Linked DNA regions of Homo sapiens: region 2 is linked to region 1. A link is a contact called in ENCODE Hi-C or POLR2A ChIA-PET data. All regions are on one chromosome and are shown on one strand. Each heading gives the region's core, a stretch centred on a gene start or an enhancer-like site at or near the end of the contact. The rest is flanking DNA. Distances are from core to core; before and after follow the strand shown.

Region 1 (7,453 bases), core at 3,773-6,272:
TTTTATCTTCATAAAATCACCCTGTATGCAATTCCTAGCACAGTGAACAAATACAGCAAAATATTTTTAACAAGCAAATAAAACCTTGCAATTTAATTTTGTTGAAAATCAAATTTTAATTTAACTAGTATAGTATTTTGCTGTCTTGTCTAAGTTTATTTTAAATTATGAAGTGCCAAGATATGGAAACATACTAAATGCCAATCATCAATGGATGAACAGATAAAGAAAGTATAGTATATCAAGGGAAAATAAGTCATTATATAAAATAGATACCTGCACACATTATATTTATCACAGAGCAATTCACAATTGCAAAGATATGGAGTCAACCTAAGTGCTCATCAACTGATGAGTGGATAAAGAAAATGTGGCATGCATATATATAAACATACACACACACGCGCGTGCACACACACACACACACCATGAAATAATATTCAGCCTCAAAAAAAAAACAGAATAATGTATTAATGTATTTTGCAATAACTTGGATGGAACTATAAGCCATTATCCTAAGTGAAGTAACTCCGGAATGAAAAGCAAAAAATCGTGTGTTCTCACTTATAACGGGGAGCTAAGCTATGGATTGTGTAAAGGCATGGAGAGTAGTACAGTGGACATTGAAGACTCAGAAGTGGGAAGGGTGGGAGGGAAGTGAGGAATGACAAATTACCTGTCAAGTACAATGTATACTACTCAAGTGATGAGTACATTAAAAGCCCAGGCTTCACCAGTATACAATTCATCCATGTAATCAAAAACCACTTGTACCCCTAAAACTATTGAAACATTTTTTTAAATCAGTAAAACACCTGAATAGACATCTGTCAGAAAAGACCTACAATGGCCAATAGGTATATGACCAAATTCTCAACATCAGTAATCACCAGGGAAATGCAAATCAAAACCACAATAAGATATCACCTCATTTAAATTAGAATGGCTATTACCAAAAACACAAAACATAACAGGTGTTGGTGAGGACTTGGAGAAAAGGGAACCCTTATACACTGTCAGTTGGAATGTATATTACTACAGCCATTATGGAAAATGGTATGGAGGTTCCTCATAAAATTAAAAATAGAACTATGATATGATACAGCAATCCCACTACTGGGTATATATCAAAAGGACATGAAATTTGTATATTAAAGTGATAGCTGAACTCCCAAGTTGCAGCAGTATTCATAATAGCCAAATATAGAATCAATCTAAATGGCCATCAATGGATGAATAGACAAAGAAAATGTGGTGTATATATATACAATGGAATACTATTCAACCATAAAAAGAAAATTCTGTCATTTGTAGTAACATGGATAACCTGGGGGACATCAGATTATGTAAAATAAGCCCTGCACATCTCACTTATATTTGGAATCTTAAAAAGTCAATCTCATAGATGTAGACAGTAAAATGATGGTTACCAGAATCTAGGATGGTTATGCAACAGGGGGATGGAAGGGGTGTTGGTCAAAAGATTTGTAATTATAGTTAGAAGAAATAAACTCAAGAGACCCATTATAGAGCAAGGTGACTATAGGTGATAACAATATATTGTCTTTTTGAAAAATACAAAGAGAATGGTAGTTAAGTGGTCTTAACACAAAAATGATACCTATATAAGGTAGTGAATTTGTTACTTCAGTATATTTAACCACTCCATAATGTATATACACTTCCAAACATCACGTTGTACACAGTAAATACATACAGTATTATCTGTCAATTTAAAAAAAATTAAGTTAAAATCATTTAAAAATCTAAAAAAAGAAAGTGTGGTATGTATACCACATTTGTGGGTGCATGTGTGCGTGTGTGCATGTGTGCGTGTGTGCATGTGTGTGTAGAATCAATCTAAGTAGTCATCAATGGATGAATAGACAAAGAAAATGCGGTATATATACACAATGGATAATGGACATACACACACAAAATGGACTATCATTTAGCCTTTAAAAAGAAGGTAATTCCTTAATATATGACAAAATGAGTGACCCTTGGGGATATTGTACTAAGTGAAATAAACCAGTTACAGATGGACGAATACTGCATTATTCCATTTACTTTAGGTACATAGATAGAATAGTCAAATACATAGAAGCAGAGAGTAGAACAGTGGTTACCAGGGGTTGAAAAAAATGGGAAATAGGGAGTTGTTCGATGGGTATAATGTTTCAGTTATGTAAGATGAATTAGTTCTAGAGATCTGCTGCACATCATAGTGCCTATAGTCAACAATACAAAATGCTGTACACTTAAAAAATTTCTTACGAGACTAGGTCTCATGTTAAGTGTTCTTACCATGATAAAGTATTTTTAAATATAAATATGAAATGTCTTTGCAAATATTAGAATTGTGCTGTCTTAGCACTTGGTACATGTGCCTGTGGGGGATGAAAATAGTGATGCTGTCCACACTTCTAACATCATTATGCCTAGATATTATACTAATTACAGTAGCAATGGCAACTAAGTTTCTGTCCCCTGACTTGGGGAACTCCCACTAGATTGTAATTTTAGGATAGCTATTTTTTCCGAAATATTCCAGAATCAGTGCAGAAATGGTGATATCATTTGAATGTATCCCCTAGAATTCATGTGTTGAAAGCTTAATCCCCAGTGCATCAGTGTTGGGAGCTGGGGCCTCATGGGTGGTGTTTAGGTCATGGGGGCAGAGGTCTCATGTATAGATTAATGCCATAATAAAAATGACTCTTGGGAATGGGTTTGTTCTCTTTCTCTCTTTGCCCTTCCAACTTTTGCTCTGTGAAGACACAGCAAGAATGCCCCTACAAAATGCCAGCACCTTGATCTTTGAATTTCCAGCCTCCAGAATTGTAAGCCAATAAATTTCTGTTTACTATAAGTTATTCAGCCTCAGGTATTCTGTTATAGCAGCTCAAGACAGACCTACAGGAAAACATGAAGCCCAATGTACTATATTAGGCCAATGCACAGTAGTTCCCCCATATTCATTGTTTTGCCTTCCACAATTTCAGTTACCCTGAGTAGCCTGAAGAAATCACTCACTGCCCCACTCTGTCCCCCACAGAACGTGAATCATTCCTCTATTCAGTGTATCCACATTGTATATGCTACTTGCCCATTAGTCACTTAGTAACCATCTCAGTTATCAGATCAAAACCAAACATAATATATATAGGGTTTGCCACCATCTGTGGTTTAAAATATCCACTGGAGGCCTTAGAACGTATTCCCTGAAGACAAGGTAGACTACTGGACTCTATGACAGTCATATTCAAAAAAGCTAACACATACTTTGAGGGACACTCAGATTTGTTTCAGTCATAACAAATGTGCTCTTAATTATCCTGTATACCTTCAATGAAATTAGTTTAAAACAAATCCTACTCAAAAACAACCTCAGATTCAGTGTTGGCACAGACTTTAGAGATTAGTCTCAATTTCACTAATTCTCTTTAAATCAGAGTTTCTCATCTGTGTCACTATTAACATTTTGAGCTAGATGAGCCTATGTTTGGGGCACTGTCTTGTGCAATGTGGAATGTTTCGTAATATCCCTGGCCTCTACCTACCAGATGCCAATAGCACTCTCTATCAGTGTGACAACCAAAAATGTCTCAGACACTTCAGAATTTCCCTGGGGGGACAAAATCACCTGAGCTAGAACTACTACTCAACCTTTCCCAGGCATTTTCCTCCAGAATCTGATTGAATATATATATAGTGATAGAAAAATTTCTATTAATGAGGGTACCAATTAAACATTTATAACTTTAATCAGCACTCAAATAAATGTGATTGATATGTCTTTTAGATCACTGCCTTTATTTATTCAACACCCTCTACCACCACCTAAAAAACCACTCATCTTTCAAGACTCAGATCAAAGGTAAGAGCTTCACAGAGCCTTTCCTGACCTCACCTCAAATGTAAAAGTGACTCCTCTCCTGAGTGTTTCCCCTGAACCCCTTCCCCCTCCTTTTTCCTACCTTTCACTAAAAAAAAAAAAAAATAAAAATAAATAACTCCTGTATGTGCTGGGCACTGTTCTGAGTTCTGGAGTTAAAGCACTAAGCAAAGCAAACCAAAAAAAAAAAAAAAAAACATGAAACTCTCCCTCATTGAGTTTGTATTCTGTAATGAAGGTGGAGAATGACAATTATTTTTAAAAATTATATGAAAAAAATTAAATAGAAAGTGGGAGGATTAAAATGTTATAAAGATTCATGAAGGCCTCACTGAACAGGTGCTGTTTGAGATAAGACAGGAAAGTGATAAAGGATGAGTCACATGGTGATCGGATGGAAAATCATGTCGGACAGAAGGAATGGCAGCTATAATTGGAATGCTTCACTGTGCTTCATTCTTTATATGTCCTTCTCACTTATTAACACATAAAGAGAAATAAAGCTGTTTGTTTTGGTTATTCATACAATGCTCAGCATATACTCGGTACTTAATATATTTTTTTCCGTAAATGAAAACATGTTTTAAATACCTACCGCAAATATAAGTATCCTAACTGGAAAGGTTAGTGAGGTTTACTCAATTCACACTTCTTTAATTTGGGACTGTATGAAAATGTCTAAACATATGTTATGGAATTCTCTATTGATCTATCTATCCATCTATCATCCACCTCCATATCTATTTAACTAAAGCAAATGTCCATATAACAAACCAAAATGACTTACAGTAGGATTCTGGTATTAATTTCAAGGTTTTTTTTATACTTTGCTTTTTCCACTATAACTGATGAGAACTCTTAGTCAGATGCTAACAAGTCTGGTCTTTTCCTTTCTCTTGGCGCAGTTTCTATCCCTTCTAAGTTGTTCAGTTCTGCTAAGAAACTGGATCTTGCCAATTAAAAGACAGGCTGGCCGAGTATAGATTGTTTCTTCCTTTTATCAATGGATTGGTAACTTTTGTGAAAAATCCCCAACCTCTTCCTCTCTGACGACACAGAGTTTACTCTGCAAATGAGCAATCTTTCTGAGATGATTCACTCTTCCGTGTTCTCAGCACAAAATAACGCTTTCTCCCGGAGACTGGCTTTCCTTTCACTCTGCAAAAGCCTGTGAGAGACACTCTCTCTCCCTCTGCTTGCAGTGCTCTGTCTTGTGTGTCACTGTTTTCCATTGACCTGTCCCATAGCAATGAGAGTGCTGTGGTTTCCTGTGCCTCTGGTCAGAGAGAGGAAGTGCCTGGTTGATGACTGAGACAGAGGGAGTAATTCCAGTATTCATCCCGTGCAACACAATAGCCATCCTCCCAGCTGCAGCCACCCAGGGGTTTGTATTCCCAGCCACTTAGGATCCCAGCAGGAAAGTGATGCCACATTCAGCTTGGCATAATTTGTAATGACTTTAACGAAGAAAATATTTGCAAAAATGTGGTCAGAGAATAAGGAATTCACAAAGAGGAGTGTAGTACAACAGGGCTAAGAACATGGCACTGGGTAGGCCTGAGGAAGCAAGGAGGGTGGGCAGTCACTGTAAACTGACAGGAGCTACAGGCTTGAGTCACACAGTCTGCCTGCAATAATGACTTGCAGAAAAGAAGCAAAGGAATATACACTCCAACCTCACTCTTCATCCTTCCCTTTTTTCTTCCCCTCCTCTGAGTTCAAGGGACCCTATTGATGTAATCCATAAAGACTGGCTCCTGCAGCCTCGCAGTACAAAGGATGGAGTCTGAGTAGCAAGTGGCAGATGCCCAGCACATATCATCATGGTATTTCACTCCCATTATCCTTTGGTTGACATTCACATATTAGAGATGTGAGAGATTTTCCCAATCCAAAATACTCATAGGATTGTGATATTATAAGATATTGAAGTTAGCTAGGACATTAGTAATCATTTAATCAGAAAAATTCTCAAGCATATGAAGATTGTAAATGCTTGCCCCCCAGTGTACAATGCCAGATCTGGGACAAGAAACCAGATCTCGTAACTTGGAGCCCACTATGAAATGCTGTCATTTTAGAGGCAAGTAGAGATCTAAAACAGCAAATGCGATTTAGGCCTTCTTGCAATATATGATATGTGTTTGTGTTTCCCTCCTTATATATACATATACATGTAACAATACAGAGGTAAATATATAAATATCAATATTTATCAAAGCTAGAACGATGGGAAAGCAAACTTGACATATCAAAAAGTGCCTCAGAAATGAACAGGCAGAATTTCAAGTTTAGTCCGGTTTCTTCTAATTGACCATAGGCATTGCACTTGATAAATTCATACAAGGGATTTCAAAATAAAGTTATTTTATTTTGCTCAGTTGAATATCTTTATGCTTCAAATTCAATGCATGCTTCTAATAAGTCCCTCTCCATTACATTTAAAGCATTATTATCATATTCTTATTTCTGTCCCATTCTCAGAAAGATTTGATTTGAACGTAATGTGCATACAATCTTTAGAAGTCTGACTTGTTTTCAGAATTACAATAAGGTCTTACTTATTTGCTACTATTGGAGAACAAATATTACCATGTAAATATATTTTTAGATAACTTAAAAATATACTTTACATGATAGAACCTCTTCTCAGTAACACACAGTTTTTATAAATATCAGTTATTATACTAAACTGCATCTTATTCTCCTCAGAGTAGGAGGGTGAAGGCCTATTTGCCTCTACAGAAAATAATCTCAGGGTATAGTTTTTTATTTAATTCTTACATCAATTTTCTGAAGATTTCTGGCACCTTTAATCACTGCCAGTCTATGAACCGTCAAGCCTTGTCAGGATACCTGTTTCTTATGTCACCTTCTTTGCAAATTAATTTTACCCAATCCAATCATGCATTTATTCAGTCAATACTGTTTAGTGAATATCTTCTAGGTAAACTTCAAAGAAATTGAGTCAATATAAGTGAGCTTTCTAACAAAATCGCCCAAAGATAAACTACCTAAAAATGTTGTAAATTTCTCATCATTGAGTGTGTTTAAATATATGTTGGATGACCGTAAAAAAAGGATGCCAGAGCAGAGATTGTAGTATCACAAAGGTGTGGTATCAGAAAGTCAAATTTGTGGTACTTTACACATATGAAATGCTCTAATTCTAACTAGCAGTTGCCACCAGATCCACTCTCTCTTACTGCTGTAGCCTTAGCTCACTTTAATTGAAGTTAGCAATGCCTGAAACAGAACCTTGAAATTACTTATTTCTTAGTTTTCAGCCATTTCAAGGAAGAATGATTCACAGGTAAACCTTGTGTTCAGAAGTGAATGATAATTTGTGTCATTTCTTAAATAAATATTTTAAATTCATTTACTCTGCTAATAGTTTTTACTTACTCAATATTCAATACTGTGAAAAAGAATCAAGAGCAATAATGTATTTCTGTTTGACTCAAATATTTTTAAACTCTCTAACTGAGCGCCCAATTAGCCTAGTGACAGCCGAACTCCTCCATAACGCTTTGGCTATGAGAATGTCTTTAACTT
Region 2 (6,375 bases), core at 3,180-5,679, 40 kb after region 1:
TAAACATGGAAAGGAACAACCGGTACCAGCCACTGAAAAACCATGCCAAACTGTAAAGACCATCGAGGCTAGGAAGAAACTGCATCAACTAACGAGCAAAATCACCAGCTAACATCATAATGACAGGATCAAATTCACACATAACAATATTAACTTTAACTGTAATGGACTAAATGCTCCAATTAAAAGACACAGACTGGCAAATTGGATAAACAGTCAAGATCCGTCAGTGTGTTGTATTCAGGAAACCCATCTCACGTGCAGAGACACACATAGGCTCAAAATAAAAGGATGGAGGAAGATCTACCAAGCAAATAGAAAACAAAAAAAGGCAGGGGTTGCAATCCTAGTCTCTGATAAAACAGACTTTAAACCAACAAAGATCAAAAGAGACAAAGAAGGCCATTACATAATGGTAAAGGGATCAATTCAACAAGAAGAGCTAACTATCCTAAATATATATGCACCCAATACAGGAGCACCCAGATTCATAAAGCAAGTCCTGAATGACCTACAAAGAGACTTAGACTCCCACACAATAATAATGGGAGCCTTTAACACCCCACTGTCAACATTAGACAGATCAACGAGACAGAAAGTTAAAAAGGATACCCAGGAATTGAACTCAGCTCTGCACCAAGCAAACCTAATAGACATCTACAGAACTCTCCACCCCAAATCAACAGAATATATATTTTTTTCAGCACCACACCACACCTATTCCAAAATTGACCACATACTTGGAAGTAAAGCTCTCCTCAGCAAATGTAAAAGAACAGAAATTATAACAAACTGTCTCTCAGACCACAGTGCAATCAAACTAGAATTCAGGATTAAGAAACTCACTCAAAACCACTCAACTACATGGAAACTGAACAATCTGCTCCTGAATGACTACGGGGTACCTGATGAAATGAAGGCAGAAATAAAGATGGTCTTTGAAACCAACGAGAACAAAGACACAACATACCAGAATCTATGGGACACATTCAAAGCAGTGTGTAGAGGGAAATTTACAGCACTAAATGCCCACAAGAGAAAGCAGGAAAAATCCAAAATTGGCACCCTAACATCACAATTAAAAGAACTAGAAAAGCAAGAGCAAACACATTCAAAAGCTAGCAGAAGGCAAGAAATAACTAAAATCAGAGCAGAACTGAAGGAAACAGAGACACAAAAAACCCTTCAAAAAATTAATGAATCCAGGAGCTGCTTTTTGAAAGGATCAACAAAATGGATAGACTGCTAGCAAGACTAATAAAGAAGAAAAGAGAGAAAAATCAAATAGACGCAATAAAAAATGATAAAGGGGATATCACCACCGATCCCACAGAAATACAAACTACCATCAGAGAATACTACAAACACCTCTACGCAAATAAACTAGAAAATCTAGAAGAAATGGATAAATTTCTCGACACATACACCCTCCCAAGACTAAACCAAGAAGAAGTTGAATCTCTGAATAGACCAATAACAGGCTCTGAAATTGTGGCAATAATCAACAGCTTACCAACCAAAAAGAGTCCAGGACCAGATGGATTCACAGCCGAATTCTACCAGAGGTACAAGGAGGAACTGGTACCATTCCTTCTGAAACTATCCCAATCAATAGAAAAAGAGGGAATCCTCCCTAACTCATTTTATGAGGCCAGCATCATCCTGATACCAAAGCCGGGCAGAGATACAACCAAAAAAGAGAGTTTTAGACCAATATCCTTGATGAACATTGATGCAAAAATCCTCAATAAAATACTGGCAAAACGAATCCAGCAGCACATCAAAAAGCTTATCCACCATGATCAAGTGGGTTTCATCCCTGGGATGCAAGGCTGGTTCAACATATGCAAATCAATAAATGTAATCCAGCATATAAACAGAACCAAAGACAAAAACCACATGATTATCTCAATAGATGCAGGAAAGGCCTTTGACAAAATTCAACAACCCTTCATGCTAAAAACTCTCAATAAATTAGGTATTGATGGGACGTATCTCAAAATAATAAGAGCTATCTATGACAAACCCACAGCCAATATCATACTGAATGGGCAAAAACTGGAAGCATTCCCTTGGAAAACTGACACAAGACAGGGATGCCCTCTCTCACCACTCCTATTCAACATAGTGTTGGAAGTTCTGGCCAGGGCAATTAGGCAGGAGAAGGAAATAAAGGGTATTCAATTAGGAAAAGAGGAAGTCAAATTGTCCCTGTTGGCAGATGACATGATTGTACATCTAGAAAACCCCATTGTCTCAGCCCAAATCTCCTTAAGCTGATAAGCAACTTCAGCAAAGTCTCAGGATACAAAATCAATGTACAAAAATCACAAGTATTCTTATACACCAATAACAGACAAACAGAGAGCCAAATCAGGAGTGAACTCCCATTCACAATTGCTTCAAAGAGAATAAAATACCTAGGAATCCAACTTACAAGGGACATGAAGGATCTCTTCAAGGAGAACTACAAACCACTGCTCAATGAAATAAAAGAGGATACAAAGAAATGGAAGAACATTCCATGCTCATGGGTAGGAAGAGTCAATATCATGAAAATGGCCATACTGCCCAAGGGAATTTATAGATTCAATGCCATCCCCATCAAGATACCAATGACTTTCTTCACAGAACTGGAAAAAACTACTTTAAAGTTCATATGGAACCAAAAAGCAGCCCGCATCACCAAGTCAATCCTAAGCCAAAAGAACAAAGCTGGAGGCATCACACTACCTGACTTCAAACTATACTACAAGGCTACAGTAAGCAAAACAGCATGATACTGGTAACAAAACAGAGATATAGATCAATGGAACAGAACAGAGCACCCAGAAATAACACCACATATCTACAACTATCTGATCTTTGACAAACCTGAGAAAAACAAACAATGGGGAAAGGATTCCCTATTTAATAAATGGTGCTGGGAAAACTGGCTAGCCATATGTAGAAAGCTGAAACTGGATCCCTTCCTTACACCTTATACAAAAATTAATTCAAGAAGGATTAAAGACTTACATGTTAGACCTAAAACCACAAAAACCCTAGAAGAAAACCTAGGCATTACCATTCAGAACATAGGCATGGGTAAGGACTTCATGTCTAAAACACCAAAAGCAATGGCAACAAAAGCCAAAATTGACAAATGGGATCTAATTAAATTAAAGAGCCTCTGCACAGCAAAAGAAACTACCATCAGAGTGAACAGGCAACCTACAAAATGGGAGAAAATTTTCGCAACCTACTCATCTGACAAAGGGCTAATATCCAGAATCTACGATGAACTCAAACAAATTTATAAGGGAAAAAGCAAACAACCCCATCAAAAAATGGGCAAAGGACATGAACAGACACTTCTCAAAAGAAGACATTTATGCAGCCAAAAAACACATGAAAAAATGCTCACCATCACCGGCCATCAGAGAAATGCAAATTAAAACCACAATGAGATATCATCTCACACCAGTTAGAATGGCGATCATTCAAAAGTCAGGAAACAACAGGTGCTGGAGAGGATGTGGAGAAATAGGAACACTTTTACACTGTTGGTGGGACTGTAAACTAGTTCAACCATTGTGGAAGTCAGTGTGGCGATTTCTCAGAGATCTAGAACTAGAAATACCATTTGACCCAGCCATCCCATTACTGGGTATATACCCAAAAGACTATAAATCATGCTGCTATAAGGACTCATGCACACGTATGTTTATTGCGGCACTATTCACAATAGGAAAGACTTGGAACCAACCCAAATGTCCAACAATGATAGGCTAGATTAAGAAAATGTGGCACATATACACCATGGAATACTATGCAGCCATAAAAAATGATGAGTTCATGTCCTTTGTAGGGACATGGATGAAATTGGAAATCATCATTCTCAGTAAACTATCGCAGGAACAAAAAACCAAACACCACATGTTCTCACTCATAGGTGGGAATTGAACAATGAGAACACATGGACACAGGAAGGGGAACATCACACACCGGGGACTGTTGTGGGGTAGGGTGAAGGGGGTGGGATAGCATTAGGAGATATACCTAATGCTAAATGACGAGTTAATGGGTGCAGCACACCAGCATGGCACATGTATACATATGTAACTAACCTGCACATTGTGCACATGTACCCTAAAACTTAAAGTGTAATAATAATAAAATAAAAAATTTTTTAAAATATATCAGACAAAAAAAAAAAAAGATCACTTGAGCCCAGGAGTTCAAGACTGTGGTGCCCTATAGTCATAATTCCAATTCGAAAATGGTGGCATAGAAACAAGCTGGCTTCGCTCCCTTTTACAGAAAACCAAAAACAAATATATAGCACCAAGATGATCACCAGCAATATCCTAGAACACAAATATGAGGATGAATCAGTTCCTGGAGCCAAAGAGAAGTAAAAAAAACTCCAGCAGACGGTAAGAGAGCCATATATTCATGACAATGACACCCCTCCCTGGAATCTGCCCTGCCCCAAGTATGTGGAAAATGTTGATTGACTCTCAGTTTCCACACTGGAGAAAGTGAGACTGAGGTTGACAGTCAGCTTCTCTACTTTCTTATGTTCCCTGACAGGAGACCTGTCCCTACCTCAAACTGTGGGAAGCATGGTGAGTGCCTAAAAGGAGAAACATCTCTGAGGACAGCCAAAGACAAAGTAGAGAGGCAGGACTAACATCCTGAATGCTAGAAACTGCTCTGTAATTCAGCCAAATGACATGCCAAATCGGAGTGGCTGCTTAGCAGTACCATGCTGTAGGAGGTACATTCCACGGGGCCCCTGAGCACAAATTACAGCCAGCCGTTCCACACTGCCAGGATATCCCCTTTGGGACCTCCCCTATTTCTGATGATCAGTCTCTGATAATTTGCTAGAGCAAAGGCAAACATGGGCTTAAAGTGCCATCTAGTGCTGAAAAGGAGGCACTGACCTAGCGGAAAAAAGTATAAGAAATTCAACAGGTAAATTATGAAGAATCTCTAAGTAAACATAGCCAATAAAAACCAAAACAAGCCAGGCAGAGAAAACTGGAATGAATAACTGTTAAATGCAAAGACATAGATGTACATTCACACACACACACACAAAAAAAAAACAGCGAAAAGGAAACCATGACCTCTCCAAACAGACAAAGCAAGGAACCAGTGACTGACCCTAACAAGACTGTTACATGAGCTCTCTGTCCAATAATTCAAAATAGGAGTTTGAAAGAAACTTAGTGCTCTCCAAGATAACACATAAAAGCAATTTATAAATTTATCAGATAAATTTTACAAGGAGATTGAAATAATAACAAAAGATCAAACAAAAATCTTGGAACTGAGAAACACATTTGCTGAATTCAAAAATTCATTGAAGGCTCTTTACAGCAGAATGTACCAAGCAGAGGAAAGAATCAGTGCTCCCAAAGACAGGCTGTTTAGAAGTACACAGTCACAGGAGAAATAACAAAAAAATAAAGTCAAAAGGAATAAAGACTACCTATAAGATATAGAAAATTACCTCAAAAGACAAAATCTAAGAATTACTAGTATTCAAAAGGCAGCTGAGCAAAAGAACAAGGTAGAACACTTACTCAAAAAATAATAACAGAAAAGTTTCCAAAACTTGAGAAAGAAATAAAAGTTCACGTATAGGAAGGACAGAGAACATCAAATAGGACTACGCCAAGACATATAATAATTAAACTCTCGAAGGCCAAAGACAATGAGAGGATCCTAAAAAGCAGCAGGAGAAAAAAAGCAAACAACATGTAAAGAAATGCCAATCATCTGATGACAGACTTCTCAGTGGAAACCACACAGGCCAGGAGGGAGCAGAATATTTTCAAAGTGTTGAAAAGAAAACAAAAAACAAAAAACAAAAAACAAAACCTGCCATTCAAAAACACTTTATCCAGCAAAGCTATCATTCAAATAAGGAGTCACAAAGTCTTTCCTAGGCAAACAAAAGCTAAGAGAATTCATCACCACCAGACTTACCTCACAAAAAATGGTAAAGGGAACTCTTCAATCTGAACAAAAAAAAAATACTAATGCGAAAAAAGAAAATATTTAAAGGTACAAAATCCACTGGTAAAATTAAGTACAAAATCATCCCCAGAATACTCCAATTCTGTAATTTTAGTGTGCAATCCACCCATAACTCTAGCATGAAGCCTAAAAGATAAATACATATAAAATAATATTAGCTCCAGAAACTTAAGAGATAGGCAATAAAAAATGTAAATTGAGACAACCAAAATCAAAATGTGGGATGATAGAGTCAAAATATAAAGATTGTTTTTAGTTTTTTATTTGTTTGCTTGTTTTTACTCTTTTTTGTGTTATCTAATACAAGTTGTCATCTCTTTAAAATAATTTGTTATATCTATA

What was found. A loop is a pair of places that touch in the nucleus more often than their neighbours do. ChIA-PET counts read pairs that join two places held with the same protein, here RNA polymerase II (POLR2A). Pooled maps may share reads with other maps.
Region 2: a loop to region 1 is called in a map of mammary epithelial cell, with 4 times the contacts of the local background. The contact joins two enhancer-like sites. A Hi-C loop is called at or near these places in 3 of 168 maps with a recorded cell type or tissue (IMR-90, endothelial cell of umbilical vein and mammary epithelial cell) and 3 of 50 pooled maps. POLR2A ChIA-PET finds 5 or more read pairs at or near these places in 4 of 52 experiments (AG04449, AG04450, OCI-LY7 and 1 more).

What each region holds. Positions count from the first base shown.
Region 1 is chr5:98,304,874-98,312,326 of GRCh38, forward strand. No RefSeq gene overlaps it. Among named protein-coding and RNA genes, the nearest start is that of LINC01846, 150 kb to the left of the region's middle. Within about 2 kb of position 5,023, at least 9 of the 41 ENCODE cell types and tissues checked have a DNase peak (open chromatin) inside an H3K27ac peak, as active enhancers do; they include IMR-90 and mammary epithelial cell, where a contact is called at or near this core.
Region 2 is chr5:98,344,987-98,351,361 of GRCh38, forward strand. No RefSeq gene overlaps it. Among named protein-coding and RNA genes, the nearest start is that of LINC01846, 190 kb to the left of the region's middle. RefSeq lists a silencer at 4,659-4,953. Within about 2 kb of position 4,430, at least 3 of the 41 ENCODE cell types and tissues checked have a DNase peak (open chromatin) inside an H3K27ac peak, as active enhancers do; they include IMR-90 and mammary epithelial cell, where a contact is called at or near this core.